Regions from separate parts of the Homo sapiens genome. Here region 1 is linked to region 2. A link is an interaction called in ENCODE POLR2A ChIA-PET data of the cell type or tissue named here. Cell type or tissue: GM12878. All regions are shown on one strand. Each heading gives the region's core, and the rest is flanking DNA. Links, peaks and the distances in the headings are about the cores only.

Region 1 (8,322 bases), core at 48-8,047, 180 kb after region 2:
GTCCGGGAGGGAGGTGGGGGGGTCAGCCCCCCGCCCGGCCAGCCGCCCCGTCCGGGAGGGAGGTGGGGGGATCAGTCCCCCACCCGGCCAGCCGCCCTGTCCGGGAGATGAGGGGCGCCTCTGCCCGGCCGCCCCTACTGGGAAGTGAGGAGCCCTTCTGCCCGGCCAGCCGCTCCGTCCGGGAGGGAGGTGGGGGGGTCAGCCCCCCGCCCGGCCAGCCGCCCTGTCCGGAAGGGAGGTGGGGGGGTCAGCCCCCCGCGCGGCCAGCCGACCCGTCCGGGAGGGAGGTGGGGGGGTCAGCCCCCTGCCCGGCCAGCCGCCCCGTCCGGGAGGTGCGGGGCGCCTCTGCCCGGCCGCCCCTACTGGGAAGTGAGGAGCCCCTCTGCCCGGCCAGCCGCCCCATCTGGGAGGGAGGTGGGGGGGTCAGCCCCCCGCCCTGCCAGCCGCCCTGTCCGGGAGGGAGGTGGGGGGGTCAGCCCCCCGCCTGGCCAGCCACCCCGTCCGGGAGGTGAGGGGCGCCTCTGCCCGGCCGCCCCTACTGGGAAGTGAGGAGCCCCTCTGCCTGGCCAGCCGCCCCGTCCAGGAGGGAGGTGGGGGGGGGGGTCAGCCCCCCGCCTGGCGAGCCGCCCTGTCCGGGAGGTGAGGGGCGCCTCTGCCCGGCCGCCCCTACTGGGAAATGAGGAGCCCCTCTGCCCGGCCACCACCCCATCTGGGAGGTGTACCCAACAGCTCGTTGAGAACGGGCCATGATGACAATGGCGGTTTTGTGGAATAGAAAGGGGGGAAAGATGGGGAAAAGATTGAGAAATCGGATGGTTGCCGTGTCTGTGTAGAAAGAGGTAGACGTGGGAGACTTTTCATTTTGTTCTGTACTAAGAAAAATTCTTCTGCCTTGGGATCCTGTTGATCTGTGACCTTACCCCCAACCCTGTGCTCTCTGAAACATGTGCTGTATCCACTCAGGGTTGAATGGATTAAGGGCGGTGCAAGATGTGCTTTGTTAAACAGATGCTTGAAGGCAGCATGCTCCTTAAGAGTCATCACCACTCCCTAATCTCAAGTACCCAGGGACACAAACACTGCGGAAGGCCGCAGGGTCCTCTGCCTAGGAAAACCAGAGACCTTTGTTCACTTGTTTATCTGCTGACCTTCCCTCCCCTATTGTCCTGTGACCCTGCCAAATCCCCCTCTACGAGAAACACCCAAGAATGATCAATAAAAAAAAAAGAAAAAAAAAAAATCTGTTCCTCTGTGAGATGGGCCTGATCTCTCCCACGGGTGGAGCAGAGGAGTAGAGGGTCCAGGGCCTGAGTCTCCCATAGGCTAAGTATTTGCCCTGAGTCATAAAGCCAGTGGGAGGCAGTGCTACAGTTTGATTCCAGGAAGTCTCAGACCAAAGTTCTCTCTTAACCACTTACCTTTCCTGGGCTTAATAGTTAGTTCATTTATGTTTTTCCTGGCACTACTTCATTGGACCTCATTTTAGTTTCTTCTTTTTTTTTTTTTTTTTTGAGACGGAGTTGCTCTGACACCCAGGCTGGAGTGCAGTGCCACGATCTCACAGTAACCTCCGCCTCCCGGGTTCAAGCAATTCTGTCTCAGCCTCACGAATAGCTGGGACGACAAGCGCGTGCCACCACACCCGGCTAATTTTTGTATTTTTAGTAGAGTTGGGGTTTCACCATTTTGGCCAGGATGGTCTCCATCTCCTGACCTCGTGATCCGCCCCGCTCAGCCTCCCAAAATGCTGGGATTACAGGCATGAGCTACCGCACCCGGCCCATTTGTTAACATTGTAAAATGAATATTAGTACATTATTATTAATGTACATTATATGGGTTTTCACAAATGCATAAATTCATGTATCCACCATTACAATATAGTACAAAATACTTTTACTGCCCCCAAAAATTACTTGTGCTACTATTCATTCCTCCCTCCCTCCCTCCCTCCCTCCCACTGAGTCCCTGGCAGTCACTGCTTTACTGTCTCTATAGCTTTACCTTTTCCAGAATGTCATAAACTTGTAATCATACAGTATGTAGCTTTTTCAGTCTGGCTTCTGTCACTTACCAATGTGCATTTCAGACTCCTCCATGCCTTTCATAACTTGGTAGCACAGTTAATTTTATTGCTGAATGATATTCCATTGTGTGGATGTAACACAGATTAGCCATTTATCTATTGAAGGACATCTGGGTTGATTCAAGTTTTGAGCAATTATGAATAAAGCTGCTATAATAATTTGTGTGGTTTTCGCATGGACATAAGTTCTCAACTCATTTGTGCAAATACCCAGGAGTGTGATTGCTGTATCATATGGTAAGACTATATTTAACTTTCTGTAAGAAACTGCCAAACTGTCTTCCAAAGTGGCTATACCATTTTGCCTTTCTATCAGCAGTAAACGAGAGTTCCCATTGCCTCACAACCTTGCTAGCATATGGTGCTATCAGTGTTTTGCATTGTAGCCATTCTAATAGATGTATAGTAGTATCTCATTATTGTTTCAATTTGCAGTTCCCTAATGGCATATGATGTGGAGCATATTTTCATGTGCCTATTTGCCAGCTATGTATCTATTTTTCTTAGGTGAGGGGTCTATTCAGACCTACGGCCTTTTTTTTTTTTTTTTTTTTTTTTTGAGACGCAGTTTCGCTCTTGTTGCCCAGGCTGGAGTGCAATGGTGCAATCTCGGCTCGCCGCAACCTCCGCCTCCCGAGTTCAAGCGATTCTCCTGCCTGTCAGCCTCCCGAGGAGCTGGGATAACAGGCATGTGCCACCACGCCCAGCTAATTTTGTATTTTTAGTACAGATGGGGTTTCTCCATGTTGGTCAGGCTGGTCTCGAACTCCTGACCTCAGGTGATCCGCCCACCTCAGCCTCCCAAAGTGGTGGGATTACAGGCGTGAGCCACCGCGCCCAGCCTTGAATTGTACACTCAAAATGGGCAAATTATATGGTATGTAAATTGTTTTTTAAAAAAATCTGTTATGTTTTGAAAGAACAAGTAGATGTCTGGGAGATTCTTTGGAGAAGTACTTAATGTGAAATTTTCCACAACGATAAAAATGAAAGCACCCATCCCCCTGGTGGGGGGACACAGATCACAGGTAGCTTGTGGCCCCTCTTGGGCACTTCTTCTCCCACCACCCTCTGCTCCTTCTGCAGAGGCTTACAGAGCAGAGGAAACCCCAACCTAGGGCGAGACTCCCAGCTTTGCCACGCCAAGCCGGGCCCCAGGGGAGCCAGTGCGAACTCTAGCCTACTCCCTGGGATGAGAGGACCTCAGCACTAACCAGGTCTGCAAGTGGGTGTGGGGTTAGAGTGGATCAACTATGTGATCCTATCAACCTACGTTCGAATTTGACTGCATTTAAAAAAACACTTTACCCCCCCAAACGGAGTCTCTCGCTCTGTCGCCCGGGCTGGAGTGCAGTGGCGCGATTTCGGCTCACTGAAGCCTCCGCCTCCCGGCTTCAAGCGATTCTCCTGCCTCAGCCTCCCGAGTGGTTGGGACTACAGGCGCCCGCCACCACGTCCGGCTAAAAAAAAAAAAAAATCTTTTTTTTTTTTTTTTTTTGAGGAGTCTCACTTTATATAGGATCCTCACGTTATACTATGTGTTTGGATCTGCGTTAAAATGTATTCATAACTATATGATCTGTACTCAAAGCGACAGCCCCCAGACAACTTAAGCCCGCGGGGCCGGGGACGAGTCTGTGCCACAGACTCGTCCCCGGCGTGGCGTGGGGACAAAACGCGTGAGGGCGCTCGAAGGGACTGGTCTCTCGCTTGCTGCTCACCTGAGGCCCCGCAGCCTCCTGTCCCCCATCCTGGGGTCCCGCAGCCTCGCTCTGCGCGCCGCAGCCTTTCCTCTCGCCAGCGCCATCGGAGTGCTGGTGCTCACTGTTCTCACCACTCGCTCCCCGAGTTCCCCGCGGTTTCAGCCCCCGTCGCAATCTCCAGCGCAACGTGGTCGTCATGGCAACATCGCCCTCGGGTCCCTGATTGGCCGTCGAGTCTGGCGCGCCTTCCCTACCTCACGTAATAGGGCTGCGGCACTAAGGCGACGCGCGCGCGCAGCACAGGCGTGATGAGTTGTTATGGCGACCAGAGTCCCGCCTCTTCAGCCCTACATAGGGCCTCCGATTGGTCCGCGCTTCCTCGAAGGCCTCTCCGCATTCTGGGCGGGGCCCGCCCGGGGCAAGAGGAGGGAGAAGGCAGGGCCGTGACTATGAGGGCGGAGGAGAGAAGTGCGGCTGTGATCTGGGGAAGGAGGGAAACCCAAGGATGCCAGCACGTGCGGTTGAGGTGAGAAGGGATCTTGCAGAACGCTTCCAGGACCCAGATTCGTATGCACGCCCTGCCCAGCTGGTCAGCCTCAGTTTCCCCATCTGTCAGTCTGGACAGTGACGCTCCCAGCGTCCGGCGAAGCCCCGCTCTTGGCCCTTGGTCCCTCCGCCTGATCACAAGAGGGTGCCGCGACGGCCGGGGACGGGTCTGGCGTGGGCAGGGACCTCTCCGACCCTCATTGAGGAAAGAATGGCGGAACCCGAAAACCGGGCCCTGGCGTCCCTCCTGCAAGGTGGGGAGGAGAGCTGGACGGCAGGATTTGGGAAGGGCTTGGGGAGCAGGGCCCCCTGAGGGTGGCGGGGGAGGCAGTGCTACCAGAACCATGGTTCGGTTGGTTCAGCCGCCTGGACCTCATCTGCTCCCTGAGGTTGGTCTTTGCTCCGCACCCTGGTGCGGCCTGGTACACAGAAGGCGCTCAGTAAACACTTGTGGATGAAGGAAAAAGAGAATTTATTGTCGTCGATTTACAGAAAACAGAATCAAAGGCCGTGCCGTGCTGGGCCCTCTGGCACCCGGCTTCACAAGCACCCAGGCCTGCCAGGAGGAGCAAGTCCGGGGCCGAAGTGCCAAGGGGCAGGGTGTACAGCAGTGATGGGGTGGGCAGAGAGAGGATAGGAGGGCACAACTCCAGCTCTGAAGAAGAGAAAGAGGAGATTGGCTGAGGCTGGGCAAGGGTGGGAGGCGTCCCCCTGGGTGGTGTCAGGCAGCCTCTTTGTTTGAAAGCAGTGGATAGGCAGGCAGACATTGGGCACCAAGGTGGTAATCAGCAGACCAGATGCCCAGCAACTCCTAGGCTCAGTCATCAGCCTCATTTTACTGCAAGAGAGAATGAGGCCCCTGGCTCCAAGCTGGTAGAGTGCAGAAGCCACAAAAGCACCTAGGAGCGAGCTGGTTAAGACGGAGAATGCGGCCAGCCCCACCCAATACCCCCAGCCCCACCCCTGGCCTCCCCAGGTCCTCCTGTATTTGTGCAGGCTATGCCACTGGCCTCAATGCCAGCTCCTGAGCATCCTTTAGGATACAGCTCCCTCCTCCAGGCAGCCTTCCTGGTCTACCCTCAGGCACAGAACATCCTCTCCCTCTTCTGTGCAACACCAGGCAAGGGCCCCTTTCTGACTCCCCTGCTTGGCCTGTCTGGGTCAGAAATACCATTGCACACCCCCACTCCCCTAGGTTGGGTGGGAGAGGGAAGCAATGAGGAGGATCTCTGAGACCCTATGGTAGGCAGAATAATGGCCTCCAAAGATATCCCGGTCTGAATCCCTGGAACTTGTGAATCTTTTACCTGACACCACAAAATGGACTTTGCAGGTGTGATTAAATTAATGATCATGAGATGGGGAGACTATCTTGGATTATTCGGGTGGGCGCTATGTACTTGTAGTGTCCTTATAAGTGAAAGAGGGAGGTAGGAGGGTCAGAGAGATCTGAAGATGCTGCACTGCTGGCTTTGAAGGAGCCAGGAGCCAAGGAATGCAGCCCTAGAAGCTGGAAAAACTAATGAAATGAATTCTCTCTTAGAGCCTCTAGAAAGAACTAGCCCTATGGGCAACTCAACTTTAGCCCAGTGAAACTGATCGTTGACTTCTGGACTGCAGAACTGCAAGATAAGAAGTGTGTGTTTAGCCAGGCATGGTGGCCCATGCCTGTAATCCCAGCACTTTGGGAGGCTGAGGTGGGTAGATTACTTGAGACCAAGAGTTCAAGACCAGCCTGGCCAACATGGTGAAACCCCGTCTCTATTACAAATACAAAAAGCCGGGTGTGGTGGCGGGCGCCTGTAATATCAGCTACTTGGGAGACTGAGGCAGGAGAATGATTTGAACCTAGGAGGCAGAGGTTGCAGTGAACCGAGGTTGCGCCACTGCACTCTAGCCTGGGCTACAGAGCGAGACTCTGTCTCAAAAAAATAAATAAATAAATGAAATAAGGCCGGCTGCGGTGGCTCAGGCCTGTAATCCCAGCACTTTGGGAGGGCAAGGCAGGCAAATCACGAGGCCGGGAGTTTGAGATCAGCCTGGCCAACATGGTGAAACCCCGTCTCTACTAAAAATACAAAAATTAGCCAGGCATGGTGGCGGGCGCCTGTAATCCCAGCTACTTGGGAGCCTAAGGCAGGAGAATCGCTTGAACCCGGGAAGCGGAGGTTGCAGTAAGCCGAGATCATACCACTCCACTCCAGCTCGGGCGACAGAGTGAGACTCTGTTTCAAAAATAAATTAAAAAAAATAAACGCGTGTTCTAAATAATTAAGTTGGGGGTATTTTGTCACAGCAGCCACAGAAAATGAATAGACCACCAACTCTGCGGCTGTCTGACCAGGTTTCTTCCCTATGAGGCTGGGCTGTGGCTGCCCAGTGACCCAGTACACTGGTCCCAGCCCCTGTGGGTGACATCGGCATGTGGGTGTGGGCAAGAACTGGTCTGGGAAGACACACTGTGGACTCCCTAGTGTTCCTCCTCTGGCTCCCACCTGGAAGCAGCAGCTCACACCAGAGCTAGCTCTAGACAGTCCTGGGCCCAGGGTGCATTCCCAGGCTGCCTGGGTCACCTGCAATTCTGTCACTCCCTTGTTTGGCACCTACTGTATGCTGGTGCTGAGGACACACGTTAACAAATCAAACAGGAGCCTCCAGCCACATAGAAGTCACGTTTCGCTTTGGAACATGCTGGGTGCCCATTCCCAAAACACAGCACTCCATCCCAGAGTGAGGTGAGGCAGGATTGGGGGGGTGGTGTGCAGGGCCTGGGAGGAAACAGAAGCCCCAGGTTCAGTCTGCACAGAGAATAGCTGCCATCTACCCCCATAACTAACCCAGGAAGACTTCTGGGAGGAAGAGGACAGGAGCCCATATGCCACCTTCCCTGGAGGCTGCTGTCTATTGGGAAGGCTCAGGGTTCACCTCGAGGTACAAGAAAGGAGGCTGGGCAGGACAGATGGAGCCCTGGAGGAAGAAGTGCAGTAACTGGCATCAAGATATTAATCGGGGGTGATGGGGACTCTGGTGGCCAGGGAAAGGGACTAGGATCCCTCTGGCTAACCAAGGAGGTCCAGGACTCCCACCCCCACCATTGTCTGCCTCTGTCTGACCCCTGGGGTGATGTTGGCCTCTGAGCCATGATAAGCACAGCTGCACCACAGCATATTGGGAGGATCCTAGAAGCCACGACCCAGGGGGAAGTGGAGGCTCCCAGAGCAGTTTGGGACTTAGGATTGGGGCGGGAGCCAGTCTTTAAGGCTCAAGTTCCTCCCCAGCCCTGGCCAGGACACCCTGTTACTTCAAGCCTGAGCCCCAGCCCCAACCAGGTGTACAGGATGGCAACTCTACACCCGGGACCAGCATGTAGACAGCTGGAGCCCACCCAGGCCCAGCCTGCAGGCAGTAGAAAACAAACTCCACAGATGGGTGGAGTGGTGGGACGTCCCCTGCAATGAGCCAGTTGGGGAGGAGGTGACCAAGGAAGAATAGCAGCAGCAGCTCTGCCCTCCAAAGATAGGCGGGCCCCTGCAACCTATGGCCAATCCGAAGGATGAGTGCTTTGGCCTCCAGTGCTGGCAAGGACGCTCCCCCAGGAATCTGTGGTGAGGATGACTGGGGGCACTCCCAGCAAGACCCGTTCAAGGATCCGTGTGGGGCTGCCCCTGGCTGGGCACCTGCATGGATGTCAGTCGGGGGCGTCCACAGCTGGACTCCTACAAGGGATGAGGATCAGGGATGCTTCCAACTGCACCCCCACGGAGTAGGGGTTGCGGAGCAGGAGCAAGCCCCAGCAGGACCCTTATAGAGGTCACGGTCAGGGCACCCTCCGCTGGACAGCCACAAGAATGGGGGTCAGGGGTGTTCCCAGAGGATCCTTGTGGGACGACTGCGGTGCCTGCTCCTTGAGAGGGTCCAGCCCCATGGTGACAATGCCAAGGATGCTTGCCCTAAGCCCCAATCTGGAGAAACAGGTAAGTGCTGCGC
Region 2 (8,321 bases), core at 322-8,321:
AGGTACCCCCCAGTCCTCCATCGTGGGATCTAGGGCCTTGTGTCCAAATGCCACCCTTTCCTTGGAATGAGCCCATATCCGTGGGAAAAAGAAAGTCTGGGGGCATGGCAGGAGTCCGGGGGAAAACAGCAAAAAGGAGGAGGACAGGGCAGAGAAAGCAGGGAGAGGGGAGGAGACAAGAAGAGAGAGGGAGAATGAGCACCCAGGCCTGGCCAGGGGATGCCTGCAACCATGCGGATACCCCACACCAGGGCTGGGATGCCTGGTGGGAAGAGCCCAGGTGTGCTTCCTCACTAGCTCACCTACCACAGGTCTGCTGGGGCAGAGCGTCATTTCAGAGGACAGCGTGGCAAGAAGCATCCAGGGCCCGGGAAGAACAGAGCTGGAAGGTGTGCGGCTGGGCAGTCCTCCCACTCAGGCCCACATTCTGCACTGCTGAGTCTCTTTGGGGGCTCAGCTGGCTCAATCTTTGCAGTCTACAGGATTGAAGGTCAGTGGAAATGTGAACAGAAAATAAGCAGGAAGTCCATCTATCCCTGCTAACCCTACCTCTGGACACACGGAATGCTCAGTGCAGTGGGAATAGGCTCCAGGAAGACCATGGAGGGAGATGCTGCACAGTGAACAGTGAACCTGGCTTTCTCATGGCCTTCCACTAGGTCACTGGCACACTGTGCTCCAAGGAGCCCCAGGCTGTAATAAGTCACACTTGAGAGTTCATGGAAGCGTCTGAGAACCATGTATTTGAGATGGAAGTTCACTTGAAATAATAAATTAATGCAGATAAAAAAATATTGGGGGAATTAAAGGGCCAGGCACCATGGCTCACGCCTGTAATCCCAGCACTTTGGGACGCCAAGGCGGGTGGATCATGGGGTCAGGAGACCGAGACCATTCTGGCTAACACGGTGAAACCCCGTCTCTACTAAAAATACAAAAAAATTAGCCGGGCGTGGTGGCGGGCGCCTGTAGTCCCAGCTACCTGGGAGGCTGAGGCAGGAGAATGGCGTGAACCCGGGAGGCGGAGGTTGCAGTGAGCCGAGATCGCGCCACCGCACTCCAGCCTGCGCGACAGAGCCAGACTCTGTCTCAACACCCAGGGTGGCCGGGAGTGCTGTCCAGGATGGGCAGCCCCTTGTAGGGAAGGTCGTACTGGGTGCAGCGCCCTCCACTGTAGAGCAGAAGTGCAGGAACCACTCCTGGAAGAGGCTCATGGTTACCCAGGCTTTTTTTTTTTTTTTTGAGACGGAGTCTCGCTCTGTCACCCAGGCTGTACCCAGGCTTTCTTGTGCGAGCACCACACCAAGGGCAGGTTGGGCTTGAAGGAGCCCTTGAGGAAACACGGGTTCTCCGAGGGGTACCCCAGCAGGGCCTTCAGCTTGAAGTCGCCGGCTGCGTTGCCACCGAGCAATAGGGTCAGGAGGTCTCCGGCGGCTTTGACCCAGGGGCCGACTCATCTTCCACAGGAAAATGAACGTCCTCTCGGCAGGCGCTTACAGAGGAACCTGGGCTTATTCATGGTGAACACCAGCCAGAGCTTATTCATGGTGAACACCAGCCAGAGTGTGTAGCCGCCCTCCGGGATCACCCTGCGCATTAACGCTGGATTCTTGCACGCTGCGTTCTTGGGCCGCTGGCCCCGATGCTGCTCAAGCTGTGGCGCGCCTTAAAGCCAGCGAATCACCCTCGACCGGCCCCGAAGCTCTCGGGCTAGGCGCCCTCGCCCTGCTCCTGCTTGCGGTTCTCGAACGGGCTGTGGGCTTTCTCCCGAATGAGCACCACACTGAGGGGCATGTTGCGCTGGCTCTGGTCCTCCATCCGCATGCTCAGCAGCTGCTCCATGTTCTCCATCACCAGGCTGCGGCCACGCGTCAACTTGGTGGCCGCCTGCAGTGTGGCCTCCTGGGAACTCGCCCAGATCTTTTCCTTGTTGTCACGAATGGTGGCCAAGGTGGAGTTGGACAGCCCCAGCGCCTTCCCGATTCTACTGAGCTTCTCTCCGGCTTCAAAGCGCCACAGCGCCTCGAGCTTCACCTGTAGGTTGATGGCCTTGCGATCCTACCAGATGCCTCAGTAATCGCGAGCGTTCAGCGGCCTCTTCAGGCCCGACACGGTGGAGCGGGAGACTGTCCGCGCCGCTTCCTCCAGACACCGCAAGGGGGTGCTTGTGTTCCTGCTACTGAGCCCGCTGATCTCAGCACTTGTTGCCACTAAGGCCCCAGCCATGACTCGCGCTGTAAAATGAGGACACAAGGCTTACTGGTGGGGAGTGCTGACAGGCTTGGGTAACACCTGGTAAAGATAATTTACCAAGTCTCTCTCTTTAAGGAGCAGATTCGGGCCATATTAGGGTCACAGGGCTCACTTCCCAGTGGATGTTTGCCCCATACACTAAACTAACTTCACTCTCAGGAATGCAGCAAGCTTCTGTAAACACACTAGGACTTTATAAGCTTTCCCTGCCCCTCACACTGAACATCGGGTTTCCAAATCACCCCCCTCAGCCTAACCCTAACCCTAACTTCTCCCCCCTCAGCCTTCCGAGTAGCTGGAATTATAGGCGCCCGCCACCATGCCTGGCTAATTTTTGTTTATTTTTAGATGAAGTCTCGCTCTTGTCCCCCAGGCTGGAGTGCAATGGGGCAATCTCGGCTCACTGCAACCTCTGCCTCCCGGGTTCAAGTGATTTCTCCTGCCTCAGCCTCCCGAGTAGCTGGGATTATTGGTGCGTACCACCACGCCCGGCTAATTTTTGTATTTTAAGTAGAGATGGGGTTTCACCATGTTGGCCAGGCTGGTCTCGAACTCCCGACCTCAGGTGATACGCCCGCCTCAGCCTCCCAAATTGCTGGGATTACAGGCGCAAGCCACCGCGCCCAGCAATGCCTGGCTAATTTTTGTATTTTTAGTAGAGACAGGGTTTCACCATATAGGCCAGGCTGGTCTTGAACTCCTGACCGCAGGTGATCCACCTACCTCAGCCTCCCAAAGTGCTAGGATTACAGGCGTGAGCCATCGTACCCAGCCCAAAATCCCTATTTAGAGTGCATATTATCTAGGCATCTGTTCAATGGGACACTGGGAACCAGAACTGGGGGCTAGTCCTTAAAGAGCAGGCATATGCTAGCTATTGTTCAGGAGACACTATGCCTCAAATGCTGGTGGACATGCTTAGAAAACAGAGCCCATGGCTGGGTGCAGTGGCTCATGCCTGTAATCCTAGCACTTTGGGAGGCAAAGGCAGGCGGATCACCCAAGTTCAGGAGTTCGAGACCAGCCTGACCAACATGGAGAAACCCTGTCTCTACTAAAAATATAAAATAAGCCAGGTGTGATGGTACATGCCTGTAATCCTAGCTACTTGGGAGCTGAGGCAGGAGAATCGGTTAAACCCGGGAAGTGGAGGTTGCAGTGAGGCGAGATTGTACCATTGCATTCCAGCCTGAGCAACAAGAGCAAAACTCCATCAAAGAAAGAAAGAAAGAGGGAAGGAAGGGAGGAAGGAAGGAAGGAAGGAAGGAAGGAAGGAAGGAAGGAAGGAAGGAAAGGAAGGAAGGAAGGAAGGAAAGAAAATAGAGCCCAGCACTACAGAAAAAAAAAAACAACACCCCACAGTGACTATAGATATATGCATCCAAGATGTCTCCCCCGCCCCTCATATTCATGTGTAAGGAAAAACCAGTCCTGCAAAAGCAAGGCTTTCAATCCCCTTAGCAGTAGCTGAAACCAGCTTGCAGCTATTCCAGTATGTGTAGAATCAGCTTCATGAAGGCTCTGTGGAGACCCCAGCGTCAGCCCGCAGCAACACCTCCCCAGGGATCTGGATCCCAGTGCCCCCACCACCACGTTCCCCTCCTTTGAGCTTCTCTCAAAGACTAAACCCAACCTCTTCCCTTTGTTCATAAAGCTCTAGGAATGGATGTTGTTCCCTGAAGTTCCTACCAACATGACATCTTAGGGTTCTTTTTGTACTTTTTTACTCCTTCAATATCTCGGTAACATTTTTTACCTTAATTTCCCTCTGTTAAAACAAGTGGTGTGTTAGCAGTTCCTCAAAAGGTCAAATAGTGTTATCATATGACCCAGCAATTCCACTTCTAGGTATACAACCAAGAGAAATAAAAACAAACATCCAAACAAAAACATGTACATGAACATCCATAGCAGCATTATTCATAATAGCCGAAAAGTAAATACAAGCCAAATGCTGATCAAAGAATACATGAATAAACAAAATGGGTCATATCCATACAATGGAATATCACTTGCTCATAAAAATGAAGTTCTGACATGTTAAAACATGGGTGAACCTCGAAAACATTATGCTCTGAGAGAAGCCAGACATAAAAGGCCACATAAAGTATGATTCCATTTAATGAAATGTCCAGAATAAGCAAATCCATAGAGACACAAAGCAGATTAGTGATTGCCGGGAGCTTAGAGGAGGGGGCTGATGGGTGACTACTAATGGGCATGGGGTTTCTTTTGGTTGTGATTACATTCTGGTATTAAATGGTGGTGATAGCTGTACAACCTTGTGAATATACTAAAAATACCTGAATTGTATACTTTTTTGGTATGTCAATTATAACTTGGTAAAGGTGTGCTTTTAAAAAAAGGTGATATAGTTTCTACCTCCTGACAGAGAATCGCGTAGGCAGAAGACACTGCACAGTCATGCATGAGCAATCGAGTGAACAGAGGAACAAATGCCAGGATGAATGGTGGCTGTAACCACCCTTCTCTCATATCTTGTAGTTGTCACCCCCTCCCAAGCACAAACGCATACACACGTGTGGAACCCAAGCTCACAGTGAAGATGTTAGACACTGAAAACTACAAAGCTGCTCCCTGCCAGGCCAGTCTCTGTGCTCACCTCCTCTTCCCCCACCTCCTTCAGGGAAAGGATACCTAAATTGTGACTGATGGTCTCATGGTCCATTTCTCCAACCAGACTAGGCTCCATGAATGCCAAGTGTCTTTCCCTGCTGGACCAATAGGGCCTGGCATATGGCAGGCACTTAGTGACCTTGCGGGGAAGGAAAGAAGGATGGGAAAGGAAGCCTGGTCTACCCCAAGAGAGGAGAAGTCACATCAACCTCAAGCTCATGCCTTTGGGGGGCTCAGAGGCTGCAGAAGTCTCCAAATGCGTCACAGCTTCTAGGTCCTCCTCCCCAAGACAGGGATATTGAGGGCCTAGGCAGACGGAGGGAGACACTCAGGGCCCAAGGTCATGAGCTGTGATCCCTCATAGATTCCCCTATCCCTCTGGCCAACCCCTGGACCCCTGTGGCTCACCAGTCTTCAACATCTGGGTGAAGTCCTCCACCAGCGCCATAGCCTCCTCACTGCTCTCAGGGCACTGGGGCTCCACCCAGACACAGATGGCAGGTGGCAGGACACCCAGGTACATCCTGCAGGGCCGTCCCTAATTGGTACCACCACCGTGGAGTACCCAATGATAGAAGGGGATGATGGTTCTCCATACCAGATCAAGAATGATTCAGTGAAACTAAGTCAGATCCTGACCTCTGTTGGAGCCCTCCCAGGCCTTCAAGTAAAAGCCACAGTCCTCACTGCCTCCTTTGTAAGACTCAAAGCCTCCTCCTCTACTCTGCTCACTCCTGACCACATCTTCCAGACAGAGCAAAGGGGCTTTTTTTGTTTTGTTTGTTTGTTGAGACAGAGTCTCGCTCTGCCGCCCAGGCTGGAATGCAATGGCACAGTCTTGGCTCACTGCAACCTCTGCCTCCCAGGTTCAAGCAATTCTCCTGCCTCAGCTTCCCAGGTGCTAGGACTACTGGTGTGTGCCACCATGCCCAGCTGATTTTTGTATTTTCAGTAGAGACAGGGTTTTACCAATGTTGGCCAAGCTGGTCTCAAACTCCTGACCTCAAGTGATCCACCTGTCTCGGCCTCCCAAAGTGTTGGGATTACAGGCGTGAGCCACTGTGCCAGCTACAAAGGGACTTTTGTTCCTATGGTTCCTTTGGCCCAGAGCAGGCACTCTTCCCTGTTATCTGCATGGCTTTTTCCCCTCACCTTCTGCAGTTCTTTTCAAACACAACCTTATGAGACAGGGGCCGTCCCCCACCGTTATTTATTTATTTATTGTGCGTCTGTCTCACCTTGTCTCTTTTACACTTTGAACCATGTGAATGTAACACCTGGTCAAAACAGTAAAAATTTTTTTTAAAAACTGTGCTTGTGAAAAACAGGAACAGGCCAGGCACAGTGGCTCACGCCTGTAATCCCAGCACTTTGGGAGGTGGAGGCAGGCGGATCACGAGGTCAGGAGTTCCAGACCAGCCTGGCCAACATGGCGAAACCATGTCTGTATTAAAAATACAAAAATTAGCCAGGCATGGTAGTGGGTGCCTGTAATCCCAGCTACTCGGGAGGCTGAGGCAGGAGAATTGCTTGAACCAGGGAGGCGAGGCAGAGGCTGCAGCGAGCCAAGATTCTGCCACTGCACTCCAGCCTGGGCGACAAGAGCAAGACTTCGTCTCAAAAAAAATAGTAATAATAATAATACAAAAATTATCCGGGCATGGTGGCGTGCGCCTGTAATTCCAGCTACTTGGGAGGCTGAGGCAGGAGAATCGCTTGAACCAGGGAGGCAGAGGCTGCAGTGAGGCCAGATCCTGCCATTGCACTCCAGCCTGGGCGACAAGAGCAAGACTCCATCTCAAAAAAATAATAATAAATAATAATAATAATAATAATAATCAGTTGGGCATGGTGGCGTGTGCCTGTAATCCCAGCTACTCGGTGGGGCTGAGGCAGGAGAATTGGTTGAACCCGGGAGGCGGAGGTTGCAGTGAGCCGAGATTGCGCCACTGCACTCCAGCCTGGGCGACAGAGCAAGACTCCCATCTCAAAAAAAAAAAAAAAAAAAAGATAGAAGAAAGGAAGGGAAGGAAAGGAAGGAAGGAAGGAAGGAGGGAGGGAAGGAAAGAAGGAAAAAAGACAGGAACGAAGGAAGGAAAGGAAGGAAGGGAGGAAAGGAGGAAGGGAGGAAAGGAGGAAGGGAGGGAGGAAGGAAGAGAGGGAGGAAGGAAGGAAGGAAGAGAGGGAGGAAGGGAGGGAGGGAAGAAGGGAGGGAGGGAGGGAGGGAGGGAGGGAGGGAGGAAGGAAGGAAAAAAGGAACAAATGCCGCCTGACCGTTCTTTGTGGAATGACTACACCTATGATGAGTACCTCCATGGACCATGCACCTGCCTTGAAACAAGGAGGCACAGCACACAGGGCCCTCAGCTAGAGTGACAGGGAAAGGCGGGTGGACATGGGGAAGGCTCAAACTCAAGCTTTGAAATCGGGGAAAGCCCCGAAATCTGAACCACTCTTGGGCCCATCCTTCTCTCTCCCACATTCACACCTTCGCCTGCGCTCCCATAATTGCAAATTAATTCATCCACACATTCACACATTCTCTCCCTCCCACTCTCAACAGGCAGCCCCAAGCCCGGGGGCCTCACGAAGTCTGGGTGGATGACCAAGCTCCTCCCTCGAGACTACATTTCCAAGACAGAGGAGGGAAGGGGAACGAACAGCGGACACGCGCTGTGAGGCCGAGAAGGCCCGCAAGGGACCTTAGGGCCGGGCGAACACGCCTCCACGCAGATCTGGGCCAAAGAACTCCTCGACCCAGGAGGGACCCAGACTCAGATCAGCACCTGCGCAGTATGGTCTTAGGCGGGTACCGTCCCGTGTAGCGGGTCTACATTTCCCAGAGAGCCGTGGGGCCGCCGAAGGCTCCGATTGGCCCACTCGGGTGCGTGCCAGCTGCGGACACAGTGGCCTCATATCCCAGTTCCCCGACCGAACCAAGAGGAGGGGCTGCAGCTCCTGCCCCGAAGCCGGGGCCCCAGCGCGGCCGATCAACCTCACCTTCGGGTCGCAGTGCGAGCCGTCTGCTTTAGCTGGGCTGGCGGGGCTTCGGCCCTTCCCCATCGCCCCGCCTCACAGTGCAGTTTTCCGGAGGACGCCGAGCCCAGGGTCCATCTCGGCCGCGAAGGGGGAAGGTTGCCTGGCGACGGCCGGGCAGGGAGGAGGCTGCGTCAGGCCCGCCCCTTGCGACGCTCTCCGCTCTGCGCCCGGCGTCCCGGGTACTGCCGGAAAATGTAGTTTGGCAACGAGGCCGCACCGCACAGAGTCCAGCCAGGGGCGCCAGAAGCTGCTTCTGACCAAAGGCTGGCTTTCTCGCCGCCTAATGTCTTTGTCTTACATCACCCTCCCTTCCTCCTTCCTTTCCTGGGTATGTGTCACTATTTTCTTTTTTTTTTTTTTTTTTTTTTTTTTTGAGACGGAGTCTCGCTCTG

Evidence for each region. Peaks named below come from ENCODE experiments on the same cell type or tissue, not always from the same donor. Only the 100,000 strongest peaks of a DNase experiment are listed, where the experiment ranks them.
Region 1: POLR2A ChIA-PET joins it to region 2 with 10 read pairs; 12 of 35 experiments call an interaction of 5 or more read pairs at or near these places.

Annotation. Positions count from the first base shown.
Region 1 is chr19:58,397,148-58,405,469 of GRCh38, reverse strand. LINC02560 (long intergenic non-protein coding RNA 2560) reads right to left here and starts at 5,267. Exons shown (of 1, transcript NR_149054.1): 1 at 4,791-5,267. ZNF584-DT (ZNF584 divergent transcript) reads left to right here. Exons shown (of 1, transcript NR_186337.1): 1 at 1-2,266. It also overlaps a transcript of ZNF584 not described here. RefSeq lists enhancers at 3,671-3,800, 3,811-4,260. In GM12878, for the core only: no CTCF peak of the experiment used is centred there; a DNase peak (open chromatin) is centred at 4,059; H3K4me3 peaks cover 1,759 bases.
Region 2 is chr19:58,575,158-58,583,478 of GRCh38, reverse strand. It overlaps the pseudogene CENPBD2P. Among named protein-coding and RNA genes, the nearest start is that of MZF1, 6.0 kb to the right of the region's middle. RefSeq lists enhancers at 1,235-1,738, 7,404-7,553 and a silencer at 7,704-7,813. In GM12878, for the core only: CTCF peaks have their summits at 2,150 and 8,161; DNase peaks (open chromatin) are centred at 2,188, 4,723, 7,738 and 8,078; H3K4me3 peaks cover 1,753 bases; H3K27ac peaks cover 1,596 bases.